Linked DNA regions of Homo sapiens: all the other regions are linked to region 1. The links are chromatin contacts, found by Hi-C or POLR2A ChIA-PET in ENCODE. All regions are on one chromosome and are shown on one strand. Each heading gives the region's core, a stretch centred on a gene start or an enhancer-like site at or near the end of the contact. The rest is flanking DNA. Distances are from core to core; before and after follow the strand shown.

The links. Hi-C counts contacts between places; a loop is a spot of excess contacts on that map. ChIA-PET counts read pairs that join two places held with the same protein, here RNA polymerase II (POLR2A). Pooled maps may share reads with other maps.
Region 2: a pooled map shows a loop between it and region 1 (5-fold over the local background). The contact joins the enhancer-like site here to the promoter of THUMPD1 in region 1. A Hi-C loop is called at or near these places in 1 of 168 maps with a recorded cell type or tissue (naive thymus-derived CD4-positive, alpha-beta T cell) and 7 of 50 pooled maps. POLR2A ChIA-PET finds 5 or more read pairs at or near these places in 1 of 52 experiments (activated naive CD4-positive, alpha-beta T cell).
Region 3: a pooled map shows a loop between it and region 1 (17-fold over the local background). The contact joins the promoter of ZKSCAN2-DT here to the promoter of THUMPD1 in region 1. A Hi-C loop is called at or near these places in 11 of 50 pooled maps.

Annotation. Positions count from the first base shown.
Region 1 is chr16:20,740,307-20,743,520 of GRCh38, forward strand. It overlaps THUMPD1 (THUMP domain 1 NAT10 acetyltransferase adaptor), which reads right to left and starts at 1,512. Exons shown (of 4, transcript NM_017736.5): 1 at 1,203-1,512. The coding sequence starts at 1,433. It also overlaps a transcript of ACSM3 not described here. RefSeq lists enhancers at 698-787, 818-957, 1,258-1,307, 1,318-1,587.
Region 2 is chr16:25,047,496-25,050,827 of GRCh38, forward strand. No RefSeq gene overlaps it. Among named protein-coding and RNA genes, the nearest start is that of LINC02175, 18 kb to the right of the region's middle. RefSeq lists a silencer at 2,033-2,327. Within about 2 kb of position 1,281, at least 41 of the 41 ENCODE cell types and tissues checked have a DNase peak (open chromatin) inside an H3K27ac peak, as active enhancers do.
Region 3 is chr16:25,255,897-25,259,548 of GRCh38, forward strand. It overlaps ZKSCAN2-DT (ZKSCAN2 divergent transcript), which reads left to right and starts at 1,681. Exons shown (of 1, transcript NR_170220.1): 1 at 1,681-3,652. ZKSCAN2 (zinc finger with KRAB and SCAN domains 2) reads right to left here and starts at 1,949. Exons shown (of 7, transcript NM_001012981.5): 1 at 833-1,949. The coding sequence starts at 1,231. RefSeq lists enhancers at 1,315-1,875, 2,291-2,610, 2,731-2,810 and silencers at 1,561-1,800, 1,881-2,080.

The DNA of each region.
Region 1 (3,214 bases), core at 262-2,761:
ACTGCTTCAGCCCCGGAGGTGGAAGTTGCAGTGAGCAAGAGCATGCCACTGTACTCCAACCTCCACCTTGGGTGACAGAGCAAGACCGCTTCCAAAAAAAGAATTTGCTTAAAGTACAGGAGTAGACAGGATATGTGCTTGTTGCCCAGCTCTCTGCCCCCTAGTGCCCAACGAAATTGCCAGTCAGGCACAATAATAATTGTATACATTTACAGAAACTTTATTACATACCAGTATGTATTTTATGTACATAAGCAACTCACTAGCCAGTCTTAAAGTATTCTCTTTTTTATCTAGCTCAGCAGCATCAAATAATGTGCCCATGTCCGAGTCCCCAAGCTAGTAGAGGATGAGCCGTGAATTTAAATTCCCTCTGTATTACCCTTCTTCATTTAATCCCTCAGTGTGCGTGTGTGTATTGGTCCAGATTCTAAGCCAGTAATATGATTTCCAAACACTAAGACTTTAGGTGATATTGGTAAAAGTTTTTACGTTCTAAAATGTATTTTAAGTGCAGTAACTAGCATTAGTAGTAAACCTATTATTTCAGAAATATTATTGCTTCAGGTAAACACATTATTACTCCAACTTCACGAGGCTGTCATGAAAAATGTGTTTCTGAAAGAGCTTCAGCACACCGCCTGGCCCTCAATGAGCAATCCTTAAGTGGGAGGTAGGCCGGGCTCAGTGGCTCGCGCCTGTAATCTCAGCACCTTGAGAGGCAGAGACGGGAGGATCGCTTGAGTGTAGGGTTTAGGACTACCCTGGGCCAAACAGTGAGACCCCTTATCTACAATTTACAAAACTTAGCCGAGAGTGGTGGCGCGCACTCATAGTCCCAGCTACTCTGGAGGCTGAGACAGGAGAAGTCGAGGCTTCCCTGAGCTATCATCACGCCACTGCACTCCAGCCTCGGCAACAGAGCGAGACCCTGTCTCACAAAAATAAAAATAAAAGTAATGGGAGCTACCGTGGTTACTGATGGCAAGAAAAGGTGCAAGCACTTCAAGCACAAAACCGATAGCACCGAAGTCTGCGAGCGTCTCAGGACTAGGGACGGAAACGCCGGCGAGGCCACGCCCCTACAGCCGTCACGCCGACGACCCGAGGCGCGCATGCCCATACCAGCAGCCATCCCTCCACCCTTCCCTCCTCCCGCAAGGCCTGGCAGCCGGCCCGCCCGCCCACCCCGGGACCGGTACCTTTTCTGGCCCATACATGTCGTCGCCGTATTCGTTGAGGAGGCTGTAGGCCTCCTCCACGCACTTGCGCTCGTTCATATTGCAGGTGATGAGGATGCCCTGTAGCCCGGGCTCTAGCTGACGGGGCCCGCCAGCGTCGCAGCGCCGAGCGCGCTTGGCCAGCACATACTGAGCCTTGCCTTTGCGCTTCCCGCCGCCAGGCTGAGTAGTCTGCTGGGCAGGGGCCGCCATGGTGTGCGCAAACTGAGAGGAAAGAGAAACGTTTCTCCGCTGCTGTTGGCGTCCTCGTCTATCGCCGGCGCGAACTGGTGACGTCGGATATGAGCGACGGCCTCCCCTAGCCGGCCTCGAAGCCTCATTCCGTGCTGCGCCAGGTCCTAAGGCCGGTCTGCAATCGTGAAAGGGGTGGAGTGATACCCGCCCAAGCCCCGCCTCCTGCCCCGCCTCCCGACTGCAACCTGAATCCAGTAGAGGCAGCATAGCAGCCATTCTGGAAGTGGTGTCGGTGGCTCCTCAAGCCCTTGAAGCTGGCTCCAGCCATATAGCTTCTTCCACCCAACCTTGGTACCTGTTCCTCCAGCCTTCCCTATAATTCTGCCAGCTACTGTGGAGGAAAAGTTAAATATTAAATTTGAACTCAATTGAACGTGGACACAATGGTCAAGTCCCGTAACAGGTTGCATGAGCCCCTTGAGGCATTCATTCATCCAGCACTGTTACAGATAACTCTGTACCTGTACTTGAGTTATTGAAAAACAGACAATCACAGAAACAAGTTGACCTTTATGTGTTCCTTGAGCCCAGTCGAGAAGGGCCCTCGTGACTGGGCCTCATGCCAATCAACGCATTACAAAAAGAGCCAGGGTCGGCCGGGCACGGTGGCTCACGCCTGTAATCCCAGCACTTTGGGAGGCCAAGGCAGGCAGATCACGAGGTCAGGAGATGGAGACCATCCTGACCAACATCTCTACTAAAATGCAAAAAATTAGCCAGGCGTGGTGGCGCGCACCTGTAGTCCCAACTACTCGGGAGGCTGAGGCAGGGGAATCACTCGAACTCGGGAAGCGGCGGTTGCAGTAAGCCGAGATCGTGCCATTGCACTCCAGCCTGGCAACAAAGCGAGGCTCTGTCTCAAAAAAAAAAAAAAAATGAGCCAGGGTCCCAGGCCACACGGAAGCTTCTTGAGACCCCTCCTCCTCTGTGCACGGACAAGTGGCTGACTCTGGAGCCCAGGCTGTTGCTTCCCGGTCTGGTGATGAATCCAACATAGTCTGGTGCGTGTAAATATATATATATATATATATATTTTTTTTTTTTCCCTTCTCCCCTTCCCATTGCAATTTGCTTACTATATCATTTGCTTATTATATCTGCATTGCCATTTACGTGGGATAAAGGTTGTTTACCCCCAAAGGTATTGTATGTTTGTCTATTTTTTTTTTTTTTTTTTGAGATGGAGTCTCGCTCTGTCGCCCAGGCTGGAGTGCAGTGGTGCGATCTGGGCTCACTGCAAGCTCCGCCTCCCAGGTTCACCCCATTCTCCTGCCTCCCTCCCGAGTAGCTGGGACTACAGGCGCCCGCCACCACGCCCGGCTAATATTTTTTATTTTTAGTAGAGACGGGGTTTTACCGTGTCAGTCAGGATGGTCTCAATCTCCTGACCTCGTGATCCACCCGCCTCGGCCTCCCAAAGTGCTGAGATTACAGGCGTGAGCCACCGCGCCTGGCCGTATTTTGTCTTGTTTTTTCCCCTCGCGCATTTCCCACATAGAACAGTTACTCAAAAGGCTTCCAGTAAATTCCATTTCAGCCTCAATTTTCCAGGCTATGTTTCTATTTCACTTAAAACCAAGGATGTTGGCTGGTGTTGTTTCATGCTGCTTTCGTTGCGGCCTTTTATCCATAGTCTTGGCAACTTATCATGTTACTGTCTTTTTAAAAATCATTGAAGATGCCACTTTTGAAGAATGTGTTTAAAAAACAAGTGCTTCTCATACTACTCTTCAGGTACA
Region 2 (3,332 bases), core at 31-2,530, 4.3 Mb after region 1:
AGCAAAAAAAAAAAAAAAAGAGCAAAGTTGGAGAACTTAAACTGCTAATTTTTTATACCACTTAATTTTAAGACTTACTATAAAGCTACACTAATCAAAACATTGGTCTTGACATCACAATAGACAAATATATCAGTGAAACTGAGTCCAGAAATAGACCTGCATACGTACTGTCAGTTGATTTTTGCCCAGAGCGAGTAAGTCAATTTTCTGGTGGAAGGAAGGAAAGTCATTTAATTTCTTTTTTTTTTTTTTAAGAGAGGGTCTTCCTCTGTCGCCCAAGATGGAATGCAGTGGTATGATCATGGCTCACTGCAGCCCCAGCCTCCTGAGCTCAAGTGATCCTCCCACCTCAGCCTCCCAAGTAGCTGGGAATGCAGGTGTGTACTTCCATGTCCAGCTAATGTTTTGTTGTTTTTTGTTTGTAGAGACAGGGTCTCACTGTGTTGCCCAGGTTGGTCTCGAACTCCTGGGCTCAAGCAGTACTCACACCTCAGCCTCCCAAAGTATTGGGATTGTAGGTGTGAGCCACTGCCCAGCCAGGAAATTATTTTTAATGAATAATTCTAGATCAACTGGATATTCACATGAGGAAAGAAATTAACCTTCACCCCATCTCATGCCATACACACAAATTAGTTGGTAATTGTTCATAAACCTAAACATAAAAGCTAGAATCGTAAATCTTACACATGAAAACATGGGAGAATATCTTTGCAACCATGGGGTGGGCAGATATTTTGTGAGTAGAACACAAAATGCACTTACTACAAAGGAAAAATAAATACATTAAGAAAATGTACAGGCAAACCATATAATATTTGCAATACGTGGTAAGGGTTTTATTCTTTTCCCAAAGTACTTTGGTATTACTCAGGTCTGTGGCATCTTGCATGATATTCTGTATTTACTGGCTTTTTGTTGAGTTAGATACAGAACATTGATCCAAGAGAATTTTCTGATTGGGTTTCCCCATTTCTTTTACCTTCGTGTGAATGTTGCTCCCTTTGCCATTTATGCTTTGCCCAATATTCAGTGACTGCTTACAACAGAGACAGATTTTAGATCATATTATTCTTTGTAAAGTAAAGAGACATTAGATGAAAGCAAAAGGCAACACGGGCAGTCTCCTCTGGAAGGGAATTGCAGCCTATATGAGTCTTCCTGGTTATTGAGGATTGAGGCTCAGCTTTTTAGGTGACTCAGCATTTAAGTCCTGGCACATTAACTATATACTAGCCACAGACCTGAAAGGAGGAAGGGAGACGAAGCCTAGCTCTGTTTCAGTACAGCGTCTTTTGCCCTTAAGACTGCTTCCTGGCCAGGCGTGGTGACTCATGCCTGTAATCCCAGCACTTTGAGAGGCTGAGGCGGGCGGATCACTTGAGGTCGGGAGTTCGTGACCAGCCTGGGCAACACGGTGAAACCCCGTCTTTACTAAAAATACAAAAATTAGCCGGGCATGGTGGTGGGTGCCTGTAATCCCAGCTACTATTTAAGTCCTGGCACATTAGCTGTATACTAGCAACAGCCCTGAAAGGAGGAAGGGAGACGAAGCCTAGCTCTGTTTCAGTACAGCGTCTTTTGCCCTTAAGACTTTGCTTCCTGGCCAGGCGTGGTGACTCATGCCTGTAATCCCAGCACTTTGGGAGGCTGAGGCGGGCGGATCACTTGAGGCCAGGAGTTTGTGACCAGCCTGGGCAACACGGTGAAAACCCGTCTCTACTAAAAGTACAAAAATTAGCCGGGCATGGTGGTGGGTGCCTGTAATCCCAGCTACTCGGGAGGCTGAGGCACGAGCATCAGTTGAACCCCGGAGATGGAGGTTGCAGTGAGCCAAGATCATGCCACTGCACTCCAGCCTGGGCGACAGAATGAGAGTCTGTCTCAAAAAAAAAAAAAAAAAAAAAAGATTTTGCTTCCTGCCTTCCGTTTATAAACCAATAATAAAACCAACAGGAAATAGAAACTAAAAATGAAACTAAAAGGTATAAAAGAACAATAGAATTAAAGTTGGAGGTAGTGCCATATCTTACAGACCACAAGCAGCATGCAGTTGAAATTCTAAATCTGAGATTTTAATGCTGAACATAGTTGAATTTTGCAATCTCAAATACATGTACAGTGATGCCTTCGGGTAACAGCTGCCCGCATATATGGTGGTGGCGGTCCCACGGGAATTTTTCAGCTCTATTATCTTATCACCTAGTGACGTAGCTGTCCTAATGTCTTAGCACGGTACATCACTCATGAGCTTATGTGGATGCTGGTGTAAACAAACCTACCGTGCAGCCTGTCCTATAAAAGTGTAACACATACAATTATGTACAATACATGAAACTTGATCATGATAAAAAACTGTGTTAACGGTTTATGTATTTACTATGCTGTACTTTTTATTGTTATTTTAGAATAACAACTTGCTGACTCACCCAGAGCAACTACTTATTAACAAAAAGTTAACTGTAAAAGCCCTCAGGCAGGTCCTTCAGGAAATATTCCAGAAGAAGAAATCATTATCTTGGGAGATGTCAGCTCCATTCATGTTATTGCCCCTGGAGACCTTCCAGGGGAACAAGATGTAGAGGTGGTGGAGAGTGATATTGATGGTGCTGACTCTGTGTAGGCCTAGGATAATGTATGTGATTGTGTCTTAGTTTTTTTTTTCTTTTTTTTTTCTTTTTTTGAGACAGAGTCTGGAGTGTAGTGGCACGATCTTAGTTCACTGCAACCTCCACCTTCCAGGTTCAAGCGATTCTTCTGCCTCAGCCTCCTGAGTAGCTGGGATTACAGGCATGTGCCACCATGCCTGGCTAATTTTTTGTGTTTTTAGAAGAGACGGGGTTTCACCATGTTGTCCAGGAAGGTCTCGAACTCCTGACCTTGTGATCTGCCCACCTCAGCCTCCCAAAGTCCTGAGATTACAGGCGTGAGCCACTGTGCCTGGCTAGCATACACTGCTTTTAAAGTTTACACAGTGTAATGTCCTGCGTCTTCACACTCACTCACCCCTCACTCACTGACTCACCCAGGGCAACTTCCAGCCCTGTAAACTCCATTCAGTGCAGGTGTCCTATAGAGGTGGATCATTTTTAGCCTTTTATACTGTATTTGTAGTGTACTTTTTCTATGTTTAGCTGTGTTTAGATACACAAATACTTAACATTGTGTTACAGTTGCCTTCATTATTCAATACAGTAATGTGCTGTAGAGATTTGTAGCCCAGGAGCAATAGGCTATACCATGTAGCCTGGGTGTGTAGTGGGCTGTACCATCTAGGTTTCCGTAAGTGCTCTCTGTGCTGTCTGTACAACGAAATCACCTAAGAATGC
Region 3 (3,652 bases), core at 431-2,930, 4.5 Mb after region 1:
TACTAAACAGAGAAGGAAATCTGTCAGGAGTGAAAGAGCCTCCTTGTTGCTAGAATAGATATTATTTGACTCTATATCTGTTACGTTCGCAAAGAAGTTACCAGGACATGAATATATACAGTAGTGAAATGAAAACTTACAAAATTAATATCCACATCTATCTGTCTATCCCTGACCAATACAGCAACCTGCTGATAGATCTCTACACAATGCAAGTCTGATGCAAGGTGAAACCGCAAATCTTGCAAATGCTGCAGGATTTCACGAGGTTCATGAAAGTGAGGTTGAAGAACAACTAGAAGAGCATGCAAGCCACTGAGAAATGAAGATGTGGCAGTTAGACTGGAGGAGAGTGACAGAAATGAAGGCATGAGAGCACTTCAGAAGACACTGAGTGCAACAGTAAAACGCTTGGAGACGGCTCTGGGATAACGGATGAAGTCTTTTTTTTTTTTTTTTAAAGGGGGAACAGAATAGCCTTTTTTGATCAAAATGCGTAAGTGAACCTCTGTGACGCAAAACCATATTGTTCTCTTATATTGTTTTGTTGCAAACATTATGCCAAAGATGACGATAAATGCTTAGGTGAATAATGTCTGGTTTCCATTGTAAGATAATATTTCAATCAAAGCTTTTATTTTTCTATTTCATGTGAAATTCTGATCCCCTTTTAAGTGGATTCACTTAAAGTGAAAAGACCCCCTTATAGGGTCTTTTATTAGTACCATTTATCTTTCTCTGAAGAGCACGTCTTTCTGCAATACATCCCTGCCCACATGCCTTTCCCATTCCCTTTTTTCTAAGTACAAAAATTTGGAAAATCCTCTCTCACCTGCTGTCTTAGTCTTCCAGTCTCTTTCTCCAAATGCACTACCAGGGCCACCGCTTCCTCTCCACTTTGCGGACACTGCTTCTGTGCCCAAGCCTGAATCTTCTCGGGTAAAATGGTGAGAAACTGCTCAATCACCAGCAGCTCAAGTATTTGCTCCTTGGAACGCATTTCTGGCTTCAGCCACCGGCAGCAAAGTTCCCAGAGTTTACTGAAAGCTTCATGGGGTCCAGTCACATCCTCATAACAGAATTGCCTGAAGCATTTGCGGAAGGTCTCAGAGCTATCCGATCCTTCCAGAATGGGCTCTGATGCCCACTCAGGGTCCTTTTCCACCTTCATTATTAGGCATCCCTCAACCTCCAGGGGCGCGTCGATCTGAGAGTCGAGGGCGACAGCCATGCTGCAGCCCAGGGGTCAACTTCACGTCTAGCTCAAGGTGGGGACCCAAAGAAGACTCCAAGCGCTCCCTGCTTAATGTTCCTGGGAGTGTGATAAGGTACGGAGGTAAAAACGGCCAGGTCGGCAGGAACAGGGTATTCCAGGCTGATTAATCAAATCTATGCCAGGCCCTTGAAAAGGTGAACGTATACTCTAAGATGCAAAAGCCTGGCCTCTTCTCCAAACAAGATGTGACCGCGCAATGTGGTTTTCCAGAGTGCATCCCTCTTAGTGCAAAGTCGGAAACCGGGAGGCTGGACGACTGGGAGAAAAATGAAGCAGGCTGAGGAAAGGCTGGGCGGAGGCGGACAGCCGGGCCGGGAGGGGGTGTGTCCGCTACTCCCGGGTCGGGCGCGGAGAGGCGAGTCCCCGAGTGGGTGGGGCCGGATGTGCAGGCCCCGCCCGGCGCCAGGTTCCGGGCTCGGGTCACCGCAGCACGTCCAGGCCGCCGCGGGTGCCGCTGGGGCCGCCGGATTCCGAGAGCGGCGCCGGGCTCTTTCGGGCCCACGACGGCCCCGACCGTCCTGAGGAAACCGCTGCCGCCGAGGAAAGGCCGCAAAAACTGTTCCGCCCGGAAGGGAGAAGAGCTGCGGGGCGAAGCCAGGGCTCGCAGGGGGCAGCGGCAGGCTGCTCGCGTTCGGCCTCGTCCACTCGGCCCGCGGAGAGCGCGGGGGGCGCTGGGAACCGCAGTCACGCATGCGCCGCCTGCCACCGAGCGCCGCGGGGCCCGCGCGAGGCGTCCTGGCGGGCGAGGGGCTGGGGGAGGGGGGGGGGGCCGTGCGGTGGACTCTCGCGAGAGCGCGCGGCGCGGTGACTCGTCGCTGAGGGACTTTAAGATTGTAGAGGGGCGCGGAGGGTCCTCCCCGGGGCGGAGGGACACAGAGGGATTCTAGGGAACCTGCCGTCGCGAGTCCCGCTTCAGGCGGAGAATCTAGGCGGCGGCGGGGCCTCCCTGAGGCGGAGGAGTCGGCACCGGGGCCTGGCTGCCGGGGAAGGAGAGCACGGGAGCGGGGACTCCTGTGTCTGGCGGAGGGACACGGCGTTCCGGTGGAGGGATCTGTTCCTTGTACCTGGTCCAGGGTTGCGGTCGGGGATGGAGCGGTTACCCCGACCCTGCGGGACCTTCTTCCTCTGGCGGAGGTGCACGGCGCGGCGTGGTGTTTTTCTGGCGGAAGTATCTGTGCGTGGCCCCAGGCCCTTCCCGGCGCGGTCTCATCTGGGGCCACTTGTTGGCCCTCGCGTTGGGGAGGTTCATGTGGTGCATCCTGATGAGAAGGGGGGTCACAGGGGTCTCGGGGCCAGGGTTCAGCCAGCCAGGCCCCAGCTTGCTCTCTTCTGGTGCTGCCCCTGTCCCTGAATTCATAGACCCGGCTTTCCCTCTCTTGAGCACCTACTATGTGCCAGGCTGCGCTTTGCGCATGTAGCAGAGGCAACAGTGTCACCTGGGAAGCTGGTTTCCCCCAAAGGAACTCTTGTCTGTCCGTTGTTGCAGAGCCAGCGCATGAGACCAAGTGTGAGTATCAGGCAGTGCAGCCTTCATTCAGTGGCCATGGAATTGGAGAAGTGGGAGGGTAGCTCGCAAATCAAGCTCTCAGCTCTTGGAAACTGAGAAGTTACAGGTAATAGGGAGTGTTGACGAAAAGTAAAACCGTGCAAAATATTTGAAGAGATTTATTGTGAGCCAAATACGAGTAACCACAGCCTGTGATACAGCCCTCTCGAGGCCCTGAGAACATGTGCCCAAGGTGGTCGGGGTGCAGCTTGGTTTTATGTTTTAGGTTGGCATGAGACATCAGTCAAATACATTAAATACATTGGTTTGGTCCAGGAAGGCGGGACAACGCAAAGGGGTGGGGGTGGGGGCTTCCAGGCTATAGGTAAATTTAAATATTTTCTAGTTGACAATTGGTTGAGTTTGTCTGAAGACCTGGGATTGATAGAAAGGAAGTGTTCAGGTTAAGATAAAAGATAGTGGAGACTAAGGTTCTTTTGAAGTCTTATGGTGGCTGCTCTTAGAGATAATAGATGACAAATGTTTCCTATTCAGATCTTCAAAAGGTGTTAGACTTTTAGTTAATCCGTTTAGGATTGGGAGGGCCTGGAAGAAAAACATCTAGCTATGTTAATAGATGTTCTTTACAGATGCACATTTTACCCCACAAAGGATAGCTTTTGGGGGAAAATGCTGTCCTTTATGGAAGAAATTGCAAAATAGGGCAAGGAAACATGTTTTGGGGTAAAATATTTTGACTTTCTTTTTGTCACGTAATGTTATGCCAGAGTCAGAATGGAAAGTAAGTCATCATATATAGGATTAAATAAAACCCATCTGATGAGAATTTATGGTTTGTAGGTCATGACTCCCCAGATCCCTTAGATAGG